2 separate regions of the Homo sapiens genome follow, and region 1 is linked to region 2. Evidence: chromatin contacts called from ENCODE Hi-C or POLR2A ChIA-PET data. All regions are on one chromosome and are shown on one strand. Each heading gives the region's core, a stretch centred on a gene start or an enhancer-like site at or near the end of the contact. The rest is flanking DNA. Distances are from core to core; before and after follow the strand shown. Region 1 overlaps MGLL (monoglyceride lipase). Region 2 overlaps SLC12A8 (solute carrier family 12 member 8).

What was found. A loop is a pair of places that touch in the nucleus more often than their neighbours do. ChIA-PET counts read pairs that join two places held with the same protein, here RNA polymerase II (POLR2A). Pooled maps may share reads with other maps.
Region 1: a loop to region 2 is called in a map with no recorded cell type, with 7 times the contacts of the local background. The contact joins two enhancer-like sites. A Hi-C loop is called at or near these places in 2 of 37 single-sample maps with no recorded cell type and 2 of 50 pooled maps. POLR2A ChIA-PET finds 5 or more read pairs at or near these places in 1 of 52 experiments (IMR-90).

The regions. Positions count from the first base shown.
Region 1 is chr3:127,753,326-127,760,432 of GRCh38, forward strand. The region is part of intron 3 of MGLL (monoglyceride lipase); the gene reads right to left. Among named protein-coding and RNA genes, the nearest start is that of MGLL, 66 kb to the right of the region's middle. RefSeq lists enhancers at 222-531, 637-1,836, 732-911, 1,022-1,141, 1,292-1,411. Within about 2 kb of position 1,471, at least 5 of the 41 ENCODE cell types and tissues checked have a DNase peak (open chromatin) inside an H3K27ac peak, as active enhancers do.
Region 2 is chr3:125,106,437-125,114,262 of GRCh38, forward strand. SLC12A8 (solute carrier family 12 member 8) reads right to left here. Exons shown (of 14, transcript NM_024628.6): 9 at 3,753-3,899; 10 at 1,045-1,690. Among named protein-coding and RNA genes, the nearest start is that of MIR5092, 41 kb to the right of the region's middle. RefSeq lists enhancers at 976-1,476, 1,477-1,977, 1,752-1,801, 1,812-1,881, 2,462-2,541 and 3 more. Within about 2 kb of position 1,800, at least 5 of the 41 ENCODE cell types and tissues checked have a DNase peak (open chromatin) inside an H3K27ac peak, as active enhancers do.

The sequences.
Region 1 (7,107 bases), core at 221-2,720, 2.6 Mb after region 2:
TAATGTGCCCTTTCCCTGCTGATGCTGGGTCCTTGATGTGACCAGTTTTTAACATACTCTCAGAACCCAGGGATGTTCTCAGGGCTTAGGTGTGAGGCCATCTGTCCCTGCACAAAATGGCCCTTGCCCATGGGTTTCCAAGTTGGCATAGCTCTTTGTTCCCACAGTCACATTCCACGGATTCTACCAGCGTTTGCTGAGAACACAACATATGTCAACTGACGTGCTGGGCGCTTCTGCAGACCTTGCCTCATCGAATCAGCATCAGGCACTCCTGGGCCTGAGCTTTGTCTCTGTGATTGGGTAGCTGTGCACAGACAGCATAACCTCTGTGGCCTTCACTTTCCTCGCTTAAAATGGCCACACTAATAAGGTCGGCATATAGTCTACAGGGGGCAAGAAGAGCAGGAGATGTTCCATCTACAAATGTTCCTTCTGCATTTGGGCTCAGAAACAGCCCAATGACTGAATCAAGGCCACACAGCTAGAGATGGCAAAGGAGCCTGGTCCAGAGCACAGGCAGGTCTCCACCGGCCCTACAGGACCCCAACACTCTTCCTTGGTGATGGGTCTCCATTCCCACCCTTGACTTGGCATGGGAGGCACCAGGTGTAAGCCCTGTCTTCCTCAGGGGTCACTTCCTCCCACCAGCCTCGTCACAGCTGTCAGCGCCCTGCACTCCTAGCCCATTCTGTAGCCACAGTAGCTGTTTCTGTTGGCACCCTGTTCTGTTTTGGTCACTTTTGGGTGGTGGCCCGCTGGGGCCTGATGCTGCACTCTACGGAGGAGGCCACAGCCTCCCGCTCACCCAGGCCCTGGCCTCACTCTCCAGCTTCCTCCTTGGCAGGGCAGGGGCTTCCCTCTGTGAACTCAGAGGTCACGACCCGCCAGGCACTGCCGCCCACTCCCCACCAAGCTCACTCCCAGTTCCCCTGAAAAGAAGGAGGTGCTTAGACTAAGTGAGAAAATCTCTCCCTTTTAGGGAATCAGTCCTGCTGTCACCCCCACAACCATAAAAGGCAAAATAAGAAAGAAAAAAAAAACCAGATCTATCAAAAGCTCCACACAAGTGCCTTCCAGGACTGCAAGCCGTCTTCAGGGAAGGGCCTCCCCTTCTGCTCCACGCACCTCAACTCTACACAGGGCCTCACCCCTCACCGGCGTTAACTGGATGAGTACTTGCAACGGCCCCGCTAGGCAGCAGTACCGCCTGTGTCCATTTCACCAGGGTGGACGCTGAGGCACAGAGAGGAGAGAGGGCTGGCGGGCTGGGATCCACAGCCTCTAGGTCTGTTCTCACCACTCAGGCTGTTGGTCCCAGTGGGCACCTACAGGTGTGCTTCTGAGGCTGGGTCGGGCAGGAGGATGGGTTTTCCTTGTCGGAGGGCAAGAAAGCGTAGGCTTCACGCTGGATCTCCACCCAGGCCTCAGTGGCCTTCCCGTGTGCCTCCCCCGCAGCTGCTGAGAAAACCACACCAGAGAGCGAGAACGTCATCAGAGAGGGGCGCGTGGGGTGTGCATCTTGGGAGCTGTATTTCTAGGTGTGTGCACTCATGCCCACGTGTCCCAGGCTCTTTAGAGGGAAGCGTTCCCTAGGTACGTGGCATTCCCTTTCAAATTCACCTAGCGCCCCAGAGAAGGGATTGTGTGGGAGGAACGCGGGTTTCCACGAGATGGTGGGGGTGTTTTATGTTTGTTTTCTCGGCATTTTTTGGTTCTGCACAGTCACGAGCTGTGGCATCCCCGGGGGAAAGGTCCTTGCCATTGCGGGGGCTGTTCTTTTTGCCCACACGGCCTCGTCAACTAGGGGATGCCCCATGCATTGCTCAACCCCAGAGAGAAAAGGAGAAGATAAAACCTGGATTCAAATGATTTCACTTCTCATTAGCCACTGTGACCTGGGAACAAGGGAAAAACCAAAGATGAAACTGTTCACGTGAGCTAGACTCAACGCTCTTGTAAAAGGAGGAAGAGGGTGTTTAAAGAAATGGAAGGGTTTAAACAGCTGCTCACAGCTTTATAAAGGATAGCATGCCTCTCCCACCCAGCCTGCCTTCTGGGGTCTCAGCTCCTTCCCTTACCCAGCAATCCATCGCTGTAGGCCCCCAAACATGGGAGACACGATATGCCAGTTGTAGGTCAATGGGTTTTCAGTGACAAGGACAAGGAGAAGGTTGCTTATGAATGCGTGTGGGTGGGAGGTGCACGGTCACAAGGGCGGACCACATGCAGCGGCGAGACTCAGTGCAGCCGGGACACTGGCACATGTGCCTGTTGCTCCGAACGAGGACAAGGGGCCCCACTGCGGGCCCCAGAGAATGCATCCAACCTTCTGTCTCCCCAGATATACCGGGCAGAGTCACCAAATCTTCGCGCACCACCTGTATTATTATTTACCTAATATACTTCTTAATTACACACTCATGTTCCCTCGCCCCCTTAAATTGATGTATTTATCAAAGACACTTTCTATGACTATTGTTTGTAGAAAATCTGTCACTTCCCATAAACACAGAGTAACTGGTGGACATGGCCGTTTGTCTACCCAATATCCACTCTCTCTTTTCTTCTTAGTAACTGAAACCTGATTTTATTCAGACTGGCAATGTGCTTGGGCAGAGCACTCTACCTCCCAGCCTCCCTAGCAATCAGTGTGGCTATGGGACTAACTCCTGGTCATTGAGACACAGGATGGCATGGATAGATGGAACTTCCAGAAAGGCTTCTTAAGTGGAAGATAGGTATCATTTTTTATGTCTGAAATATAAATGTAATGTGATGGCTGGAACTCTCACAGCCATCTTGGGCAAAGAGGTAAATGAAGCTAGGTGCTCTAAGGGTTGGGGAGCAGATAGAAGAAGTTGGTTTCTTGATAAAATAATGGAGCTGTTACTCCAAGTATTAAGTATGTCTTTTTATTCTGATATTTTGGCATCTAGGGCCTTGCTGACTGGGGAAATTACCTGTTCTAGGGCTAGCCAATTACTAGAGATAGTAAAGGTCTTACAGGGAAGCACATCTTTCCTATGCAAATTAACTGGTCCAGAGCCCACACCTCCACTCCAGGCCAATATTTCTCTGCTTTCATCACCCCAGGGCCAGATGCCAGAAGCCCCTACACCCCAGAGCCCACAAAATCATTCAAACTGGCTAATTCTAAGCCTGCTCACCCCATCTCACCCATCCCCGATCAGCCCTGGTGCTTCCCCACATGCCCCCATGGTATGCTGTGGCCCCTTCTCTTGGGAACTGAGAGGAACAAACTATCTTTTCAATGGCAGCCTCTCCTGATGTGTTGGCCTCACCATACCTGAATCACAATACAACCTACATTTTCAAACACAGGCCTGGCCTATCTCCAGACTTCTTTTCAGAAGAGAAATAAACCTTTTTCTTGTGTAATTGACTGTTACAACTAGTCTTTATTTCTAGCAGTCAAACTTAATTCCTAACTGATGTAGAAATCATAAAATAAATACATATAAATAAGAAAAAAGTGATTGCCTGCATGCTGTCTAAAACCACCATGGCTGCTACCCTTGATGACGCAGACCTAGGTCAGTAGCAGGAGGGGCCCTCGTCTTCCTAGGAAGACCTCCTCCATCCATGTTTCTTGCCATACATCCCTTCAGGTCCTCCCACCAGGTGAAGAATATCTGTCCCCACTGTCCCCACCCTGTAAATAAATGTTGGGCTTGGCCATGTGACATGCTTTGGTCAATGGAAGGTGGACAGAGTGATGGTAAGAAAGTCTGAGTGCAGACTTTAAAAATCATCACCACCATCAACAGCTTCTGCTGTTGTCCTAGAAAAGAACATGACTCTCCTAGCCCACTGTCCCTGGAAGCTGACAGACATGTGGAGAGAGCCGAACCCAACTTGAGGCCTGGAGCCACACCCAGCCAAGCCCAGCCTAAAACAGCTGACCTACAGACACAGGAGAAAGCATGAGTTGTTGTTTTAGGCTGTTGAGTTTCGGGGGTATTTGTTATGCAGCATTATTGCAGTAACTACTGGCTCAGTCGGGAAGGCAGCAATCTACATATATTTATTGATTTCTAATTTTTAAATTAGAAACTGCCCTAGGCATATCCCAGTGCCTGTATATAATATATAATACACACAGACACACATGCACACAGACATACACACACATATATACAACCAGTGAGATGGCTTTTGGCTTCAAGAAATTGATGACTTAGCTCTGGAACTCTCCGCTTTCAAAGAACACTGAGATTAGCTAGATGCCCAGTTGCCAACTCCAGCAGGAATCGTAACTCCAAGTGAAGTGACTACACCAGAGAAAGAAACTCTTCATTGAACTCCCTAAAAGAAAAAGCACCCAAAGAACCTTGGGGACAATGAAGAAAGCTGTGACAGTGTCACGAAGCTGGGGGACCTGCCTCCGAGAGAGTGTTTCTTGACCCCAACCTGGGTAGATCCGAATCCAAGCTCAGGGTCCTCCTGACCCAGATGTGTTCAGCCACGTGTCATCGACACCTTGTAAACAGATTGCTGATACAGGAGTGCCGGGAAGAAACGCACACTTGCTTACACTGGTGGGGCACCTAGCACACCTGTAGGTACTTGGCTGATGTTATTCCATCAAATCTGTACGGGAGCTGCCTGGGGGCTTCTGTTCCTGTTTTATAGAGGAGAAAACTGAGGATCTCTGGGCCCTGTGTGGCCAGCTGCACACGACCTCTGTCTCCTCTCCTACAGTGCTCTCCTCTCACCTCACCTCCTGTCTCCCGACTGTTCATGAGTCAGGCACCCTCCTGCCCCAGGACCTTTGCACTGGCCACCCCCTTTTCCCCTGGTCATCTGTGAGGCTCCTCCTTGCCTCCTTTGGGTCTTTGCTCAACTACCACTTTCTCAGTGGAGCCAGCAGCTTGAGCATGGCCCCCTGCCCCCACTGCCCCGCCCTCCTCCTCCAAGGTTTTATTTTGCTTTGTGGCACTTATCTCCAATGGACATACCCTAAAGTCATTTATTGCTGCTCATTGTCTGCCAAGGGCAGGGACTTGTGTCTGTTTTGTTCACAGCTGCATCTCCTGTGCCCAGCACCATGCCTGGAGTTGGTAACTGGGCATCAAGCTAATACATTATAGACTGAACGAATGAATAAATACACGAATGAGGCTTGGAGATGTGAAGGAGCTTGCAAAAAGTCAATAGCTAGAAGTTTTTCAAGCTAGACAGAAGCCCAGGTCAGCTTGGCCCTCTTAGAGCAGCCCCTGAGCCTTGTATAATTAAATGGTGTGTTCCGTTGTTAGTGCTGACAAAGTGCCAGTCTCCTTTCCTAACAATTCGGCTGTACCGAGCGAGGAGAATGGGGGAAGTCACCTGTAATTTTCTTTTCTGTCTTCCCCTTTAAAAGGGTCTTTAAAAATCAGATATGTGTTATAAAAAACAATGGGATAATGGGTCGATTTTTCATATCATGACAAGCAATTGCTAGGGAGAAAAATATCATTCTTGAAAATGTGCAAAAGTGCACTGGCTGTAAGTTGTAAACATGACCCTCACAGGAAAGGATATTCTGGGGGCTCCTGGCACCTATTTCTTTCTTTTTCTTTTTTTTTTCTTTTCTTTTCTTTTTTTTTTTTTTTGAGACAGAGTCTTGCTCTGTTGCCCAGGCTGGAGTGCAGTGGTGTGATCTAGGCTCACTGCAACCTCTGCCTCCCAGGTTCAAGTGATTCTCCTGCCTCAGCGTCCTGAGTAGCTAGCTGGGATTACAGGTACATGCCACCAAGCCTGGCTAATTTTTGTATTTAGTAGAGATGAGGTTTCGCCATGTTGGCCAGGCTGGTCTTGAACTCCTGACCTCAAGTGATCAACCTGCCTCGGTCTCCCAAAGTGCTGGGATTACAGGCGTGAGCCACTGCGCCCGGCCCTGGCAGCTATTTCTCACAGCGTCCATTATTATAAACCAGCTCTCCTATTCTGTGACCCCAGCAACTGAGACACAGAGTCAGGCGGCTCTCAACCCTTCTCTCTGCTATGCGTGACCCTGGCTAACATCTCCAACCTCTGCGGGACTGTCCTTACCCCTCCCTTGGTCCCCTACCACACCTGATGTGACCAAGGCTCTCAGCACCGTGCCTGGTACACAGTAGATGCTCACTGGAGGTGGGTGTGCCTCTCTTCTGAATCACGTGCTCAAGAGGGATGTCTGTGTTCACCTGCGGCCATTTAAAAATCTCAGCTGTGGGCATGTTCTCATGTCTCACTGCACCTTCCCCTGCTTAGAGGTCATTTTCCAAGGAAGGGAAGAGAGAATGTAATTCACAGAAGCAGTGCCACTTTACAGAGATGCTTTGAGCCCAGAGATCCCGATGACTTCAGAGACTCTTGGTTCTCGTGTGGACTGGGAGGAAGGAGTGGCCTGATGCAGAGCTCCTACCTGCTCAGATCAGCCCAGCTCCTTCTCCCTCACTCAACACAGGGTCCTTGGAATCGGTCCCTTTGGCCTTCAGATGATTCTCCTTTTTTGGTAAGAAAGCTTCCACTGAATAAAACCTTTAAGTGATTTTTCCAATCTGGTGGCGTCTGTACAATAACTGAGGAGAGAAATAATTATGATTATGGGGTCTGAATGATCCAGCACTTCTCCACGACTCTGAGGAGGAGGCAGCTGGCCCCTGCCTCTCACATTGACTGTCTTTGCGGGCAGGCCCTGCTTAGACGGCTTGGTTTTCTGCGTTGGAGAAAGGAAGCCAGTGGTGTAGCAGGGAGAGCGCTGGATGTGCACACAGCTTTCAAAGAAAAGCAAAGGAAAGATGACGGGAGGGAAGGGCAGAGCCACACAGGGGTGGAAGCATCCATTTATGGGACATTGAGTTTGTGTGGGGTCCTATGAGCTAACGTTTCCATAGGAAGCCTCAGGCCTAACATACAGATGGGAAATCTGAGGCTCAGAGAGGTCAAGTGACTGTCCTGGACACACAGGTATAAAGAGTAGGCCAGGCCACTCTGCCTCCACCCAGCAGGTTCACATAACAGAACTCTCTGGGCTAAGCTCCACTTGTCAACAGGGGACCAACCCCTCTGGGCTCACACCATGCCACACAGGGCACGTGGGTGCTGAGGAATGAAGGTGAA
Region 2 (7,826 bases), core at 550-3,049:
ACTGCAACCTCTGCCTCCCAGGCTCAAGCAACTCTCCTGCCACTGCAACCTCCGCCTCCTGGGTTCAAGCAATTCTCCTGCCTCAGCCTCATGAGTAGCTGGGATTACAGGCAGCAGCCACCATGCCTGGCTAATTATTTGTATTTTTAGTAGAGACAAGGTTTCACCATGTTGGTCAGGCTGGGATTATAGACGTGAGCCACCGCGCCCGGCCAAAACACTATTTTTCAGACACCTCCTTCTATGTCCCTCATCTCCTCCTCTTTGCCCACACCTGTCTGTATATAGCTCCAGGGAGAGCATAATGTAGAGGAAAGTACATGGGCCTCAAATACAGACAATACAATGCAGGGTGATGTCCAGCTGTGCAAAGAATCAGGTCAGAGTCTTCTCTGTGACCTCATGTGGACACAAGGTCTTACTTGTAAAAGGGAAAATGCTAATATATGTTATATTACACGAAGTAATAGATGTAAAGCACCTAGAATATGGTAGGTCCTTGAAAATACGAGTTCTCATTTTCAGAATTTCTCATGCTCTATAAGCCTCTCTGTGAGTGTCTCTGTGTATCTCTGTGTTTATAGATTTGAGAAAACAAAGCTTGAGCCACCTTCTGTCCATCCCCTCTTGCCTGGTTTGGGAGGTTCATCTTCCACAAAGAAAACATATTGCATCCTTAACAGGTAGTTTATCACAACACATTTCCACTTCTCTTGTAAGGAGAGATTGATTTTACTCACATTGAGGCTTTATACTTCTGTTCATTTTTGAGTGAAAAGAGATTGATACCCAATTACTAGCTGTGGCTCTCAGGTCTAACATACAGGAGTAGATAGAAATTTCTGTTTAAAATTAACTATCTATAACAGAGTATAATTACAAATAATTCAGCTGATACCTGAATATAATGTTTTAAAACAAATATTGCACAAAATTAACAAGGATTTTAAACCCAGTTATAACTGGTTCACAATAACTGGGTAGGTAGGATAATCAGTGGTCATCCCCAAATAAGAGGCCCCAGTGTGATACCAGAGCACTCACCTTCTCCACTGGACTCTGATTGGTTGCACAGCTCAGGAACAAGTTGCTCTCCATATGTTCCCTCAGGCTGAGTCCCTTCGCTCTTGGAAGTCTGCTTGTTCCAGCAGGACTCCTGCCCCTCCCAGGAGGCAGCGGGCAACCTGTCAGAGATCTCGACAGGGAAAGAAGGAGGGGATTTGAGGTCCAAGAGGAAGCTATCTTGTAGGGTCTGCTTGGTGGCCTTCTTGCTTTTCCTCTTCTGACTTTCTGGGGTCCTGTTACCCTCTCCTTGCCTGGGCTGGCTACTCTCAAGCTTCCTGGTTAGCTGGAGGAGCTGATCCATGTCCTTGGTGAATTCCAGTAGCGTGCCCTCCAAGACTCTTTGGGCAGGTCCCTCAGAGCCGTAACTGGGAGCTTTCTCTAAGAGCAGGTGCTCAGAGCAGTGGAGGCCTTCTGCGCCCTCCCTGAGCACCGGCTCAGGCACCGGGGTCAGGCTGCAGGAACACATGGACAGGGAGAAGTAAGAGTAGTCCACTGCAACGTATGTCAGCATGAAGTTGATGGTGACGATGGGGGCCAGAACGTTCACTTGACCCACAAAAACAAAGGCCATGGTCACCAAGCTGGTCAGGCAGATGGCAGCCACGGGTGTTTTGTTTGGCCCCTTCTGCAGGAACAAAAATAACATGCAGGACCATAAAATTTCAGATAGAACGCTTCAGAGATTTCAGAAGTTACAGGCTAGAAACACAACTCATAATGACTCAGCCACTTCTCCCCATGTGATTATTCATCTATAAACTTGAGATAATAATATCCTACTCATGGGATTAGTTCATGCATGCGAAATGCTTCACACAGACTGACATGCAGTAAGCTCCACAGATATTAGTTGCATTAGCAACTTTTTTTTTTTTTTCTTTTTTTGAGACCGGGTCTGGCTCTGTTGCCCAGGCTGGACTGCAGTGATGTGATCTCAGCTCATTGCAACCTCCGCCTCTTGGGCTTAAGCCATCCTCCCACCTCAGCATCCTGAATAGCTGGGACTACAGGTGCACACCACCATGCATGGCTAATTTTTGTATTTCTTGTAGAGACGTGGTTTTGCTATGTTGCCCAGGCCAGTCACAAACTCCTGGCCTCAAGCAATCTGCCCACCTTGGCCTACCAGAGTGTTAGGATTACAGGCATGAGCCACTGTGCCCAGCCATAGGAATAACTATGAACATGGGGCATTATTATAGAACTTTGACTTCCCAAATATTTCCTCCTTTTGTCTTTCATTGGGTTTTAATACCAGCATAGAAAATCAAAGAAATGCAAAGTTGATTCTTCCCAGGGAGAGGCAGATTGCGGAAGACACAGCAGAATCACTGGTGGCTGGAGGAGGGGAATTCTGACACTAATTCTGACACTGAGTATCCGCAAATACTCACACACACACATTACACACACCTGTTATTAATGGAGGTGGGTATGGTGACCTTCAGGTGGACAGGAGTGGAAAAAAGGTGCTAGCTGCCTCTCCTGGGAGCTCTTCATCACAGTCACTGACATAGTTCTTGGGCCAAAAGCAACAGTCACTTCTCAGTCCCTGTCTTCTTTAACCCAGCTGGCTACTCAGTCCTCTTCGAAACACTTTCTTCACCTTACTTCTCCTGATTGGCCTCCCTCTTCACTGGCTGCTCCTTCTTGGTTTCTGTGGCTGGCTTTTCACGTCTCTGAACTCCACATTTAAAGCAGCCCCAGGCTCCATCCTCAGATCTCTATCTGTACTCCCTCCCTTGGTGAGCTCAACTAGGCTCACGGCTTTGAATACCGGCATTATACTGACAACTTCCAAATTTGAATCTCCAGCCTAAAACATTCCCCTGAAACCCAGGTTTACATATCCAACTGCCTACTCAACATTTCCAGTGAACGTCTAATAGGATCTCAAACGGACTATGTCCAAAACCAAACTGCATTTTTGGAGGAAGATAAAGGAAGAAATCAAGGATAAGTTGCAACGATGTGTTCCCTAAACCAGAGAGAGGCTGAAAATTGGAAGCGGCTGGGGAGGCCCTCTGGGGTACCCCAACAAGACAAAAATGAACTCTAGCTTGCAAACCATATTAGTGGGAAATGGGATTCTCTGTTTATGTCTCTTTGGTCCTCCCCTGGACTTTAGGAATGTCTATTTTAATCATTCCAGCCATGTCTCAACTGAGCTGCCCTTTATGTATCAGTTAAGGTTTGGTTCATGATGGTTAACAGGAAGTGTAGACGCCAGAGGTGTAGGAAATCATCAAACAGCAACCCCCAAGGGGCGGTTGAAACTCAAGGGCAGAGTTAGAGCTGCAAGGACCAGCTCGCCTCCTGACCAAAACACGCTTTCTTCTATGCTAAACCTGGAGGATCCTGAATTCATTTTCATTAAAGGATGGGGCACTGCATTTTCATGCTGCTCAGGGTCCAAGATGGTACTAGGACTGGTTAGCTAACCCAGTCCTAAAAGTGCTAAGGGGCTGGGTGGCTGGGACATTTAAGATGCTTCATCTACTTAGCCCTAACCTAAGCCAGCCAGAGGACAGGGCTGAAAGAAATGACCTCTGCATTATTTTCTGTGTCACCCCAAAGAAATTGACCAGAGGCTCTGATCAGAAAAGCTTAACCAATTGATGGGCCAACAGTGAGGTTAGCAGCAAAACATGTTTCAAAAAACAAACCAAAAAAAGAGGATTACTCACCCCTTGTCCCAGACAGGCAAGTGCAGGGATCACTTTCTCCTGGGCAATGCACTGCAGGATGCGGGGAGCTCCATAAAGTCCTCCCATGCAGGAAGCCAGGGACGAGATGTATAAGCCCAAAAGGAACAGGAAGCCCATGAGGGATACCTGTGTGAGAAGCGGTTTCATTCGCCAGTGCCAGAACCTGCTCCTGTGCCTTTCTACCCCCCCAGCACCCACCCACCTGCACCCCATGCAATCATCCACTGAGTCGTCTAGATCTGATCCCTGGGATACAGTTTCCACATCCCCAGCCTCGCCCCCATTCATTCCATGGTTTCAGCTGAATCCACCACCACATTTCATATGGATTGCACAGTGGTCCTCAAATGAAGCGTCTGCCAGACTCAGCTGCAGGGCTTGCTAAACACAAACTTCTGGGCCCCTCCTCAGAGTTCCTGGTTCAGTAGGCTTGGGGTGGGGCCTAGAAATCTGGATTCCGCATGCGTTCCCAGAGACCACACTTTGAGAACAAACTGGCCAACCACAATGCTCATTGGCCTCTTGCCTTTAAGCTCACCCTTAAAGATGAGTTTAAATCTTCAGATGATTCACTCTGAATCATCCCCTAAGCCTCTGTTCTCTAAACTCAAATCTGACCACAATGTCTCCGTTGCAGATATATCAAAATCTCCCCCTGTCCTGACATATAAGGCTCTTCATGGTCTGTGACCTCTTTAGCTCCACACCCTGCACACTGAAAGTCTGATCAGCATGATTTTTCTGTCTGTAGGAAGCCTCTGTTCACACGCCCTAATCTACTCATTGTCTGTTAAACTCCTAATTGTGCTACAAAACTCAGCACCAACCTCACCTCCACTGTGAGGCCATCCCCTCTTCCCTGACTACAGTAGTTGCTTCTCAGTGCTCCATAGCATCCCCAACATGATGTTAGGATAGCACCTATCGTGGTGCCCCCTCCACTAATCTGGAGGCTTCATTTAAGCAGGCCTTCTGTCTTGTTTACCCTAGAATTCTTGGTGCCCAACACAGAAATATAAATGACGAATGAATGAATGAGATCCATGACCCACAAGGCACCAACAGATAGAATAAGAGGGCACAGCTGTTCTTCTTGGTGTCAACTTGCAAAAGATCAGGGTCCAAGATGTTACTAGCTAACTCAGGGCTAAAAGTGCTAAGGGGCTGGGTGGCTGCATGACTGCTTGCCATGCACAGCCAGATCCCAAGCTGTCACTCATGAATTCACCCTCCTGGGCCAGATCTCATCTGTACCCACAGGAAAGCATCTTTGTTTTCTTATTTGAGGTGCCCTTTCCATTCTACTTTCCTTTAGGCACAATGGCCAGAACTGTACATTCCAAGTACTCATGCGTCCAATGCTTACAGATAGGTTAGAGTTAATATTCAGCTTTGTCACTTACACCCTTCTTGATGAAGGCTCTCCTCACCCCATTTTTTACTTCCTTGCATCAGCAAAGCACCGGATTCGTGTCACCAAGCTACATTGAACACAAGCCACTGGCTAGACTTCTTTCCTGGCTCATAAATTATCACTGGAATAATTTGACTGATGGATGAATCAGTCAGGACAGTTGATTGGAAAAAAAAAATTTCTTTAAAAAAGAATATATTTGTAGGACACTGGTGGTTTGTAGAATCATCAGGAGGCTAAAGGATGAGGCTCAGAAAAGGGCAGGACCAAGCCTGGAGGCACACCCAGCCTCTTCCCCAGGAACAGCTTGGCCAGGATGCTGCCAACACCCCTGCTGCCCTGTGGATGGATTCTCACCAGCTCTTTATCTTTACTTCATTGGTTACAATGGGAGCACGCAATGGCCTAGTGTAGGTCATGTGCCCTACCAGGGCTGCAAAGGGACAGGCAAAAGAGGTCTGGTCCATTGGGTTTCTATTACACACAATGGGGGTACTCTCTCCCTTCAAGACCATTGGTGGAATAACCCCCAAATGGTCAGGAAGGTCAGATGCTTGATGAACAAGACTAAGGTCCACTACGGAGCCCACCTTGTCTTTAATTCACTGTTGATTCCTTTCTTTATCATCTCATGCTTATCCCCAAAGAATCTCACCTGTCTCTTTTTTCAATATCGCAGATTTCTTGGGTTTGTCCTGCCCACCCCACTCACCATTTTATTACTACAGGAAATCAATGTCATCTAGTGTTTCCATCACTTTATGTGATCTGATGGCATTTTGTTACTTTCCATCCTGTGGGATAGTTAGTTATGCTCATGGCTTATCCTGCCAGCACCCTGAGCACCTCACAGGTAGAATTGTATCATGCTTCCTGGCCCCCTTCCCCCAGCACCTCATGCAGAATCTGGCAAGCAGAGCTCAACAGCTGAATTCATGCAGCTTCATGACTTTGCTGTAATCGTGCCCTAGGTGCCTTACAAAACTGTTAGATAAGCTGGATCCATTATCAATCCTCAATCCATTCTGAGATGTGATCATTCATCGATAACCTTTATTTCCGTCTTCTCTACCAAATGCAGCCTATGTTGACTGGTTTTTAAAAACCAGATTCTATGATGAAATTTTATCAAGAAAGAGCCTTTTGAAAATTTAAGTCAATAGTTCTCCACTCTGCCTAAACATAAGAATCACCCAGAGATTCTGATTTAATTAGTGTAGAGTGAGACACAGACGTGGTTGAGTTTAAGAAAGCCCTCCAGGTGATTCTAATGTGCAGCCGATGTGGAGAACCCCTGGGCACAACACATTGTAGCCACTGCATTCTCCCCTCAAAAAATTCTTTGGGAGAGTCAGGCATGGCATCTCCTTGCAGAAATTTCACTGCTTCTTACCTAAAAGGTTATGTATATTTGAATTTTTACAACTCTTTTTCATTTAAAGCCTATTTACTCACAGCAGGAATGAGTGGGAATGCCCCAGCCTGGCATCCTCCTAGTGTTGGACTGACCTCAGGAACTGGGTTGAGCCTCTGGCACCATGAGTACACGATATGGTGGCTTCCATCTTTGGCCAGCCTTCCCACAGACACACCCTGGGATTCCTCCAGAGCCCTAGGAGCTGGGGTCAGACAGGGCCAAGTATAGCAACCTATGTCCAGTTTGTCAATTGTGTAGAATGATCTGTTCACTTACCACTTTAAAAAAATATAAAACTATTATTCAGTCTATTTTCTGAGTAATATATGAAATGTTGGTCTCCACATCTAGATAAATTATAAAAACTTCATTCCATCTCTCTCCTGCCTAAATCCTATCTCTTTCTGTCATTTGTCATCCATCCATCCATCCATCCATTCAGGAAGCATTTCCTGACGACAGATTATGTTCCTGGCATGGTGCTAGGCAGAGCAAGGCTTATAGACACGTAGCTCTGCTCCCAGCCCTCACAGAACTTAATTGTTTTCTCTATTCATATCAGACTGAAAATTTGCTAAATGTGCCAGTGGAGGTGGAAGTGAGAATTTATTTGAGCAGAGGTGTGTCAACAGCTCTTTTTAAATAAACAGTGATTCTTTTCTGGCATACACCTGTTTGAGCCATCCCCCCACCCCCAGAGCTCTTTCCAAAATATTACATGGGGTGTGAGCTACCCTGATTTCTTTCTTCAGTAACTACTGATGAAAATAATTACTTCCATCTCTCTGCTCTTAGTATTTTCTCCCAGCTCCCACTTGAGCTTCGGTCATTGAGGGACTCTGCTCATTCATTGGCTGCTCTCTTCTCTCAAAGGACTGGATTTAAAGTCATTTGCAAGGCGCTCATTCTGTCTCATCTAATTGCGGTGACCCCTGACATAACTGGGGAGTGCACCCTAAAAACCTTTACAATCCCAAGTGTATTAATAAGGCCGAGTCTCAACAACGCTTTTTTTCCTCCCACATCTCATTTCTAGAGTCATGAGTTTCCTAACATCTCCACGCTCCATGAATTGATCAACATCTCAACTTTCAGTCAAGTTTTACCTCTCACTTGAGAGCCATTTTCCATAATGAGACCTAGTCTGCTTCCCTTCCTGAGAGGCAGGACTGTGTCCACGATGGAGGGCAGAGGACACTCAGGCTGGCCCACTCCCAGGTGC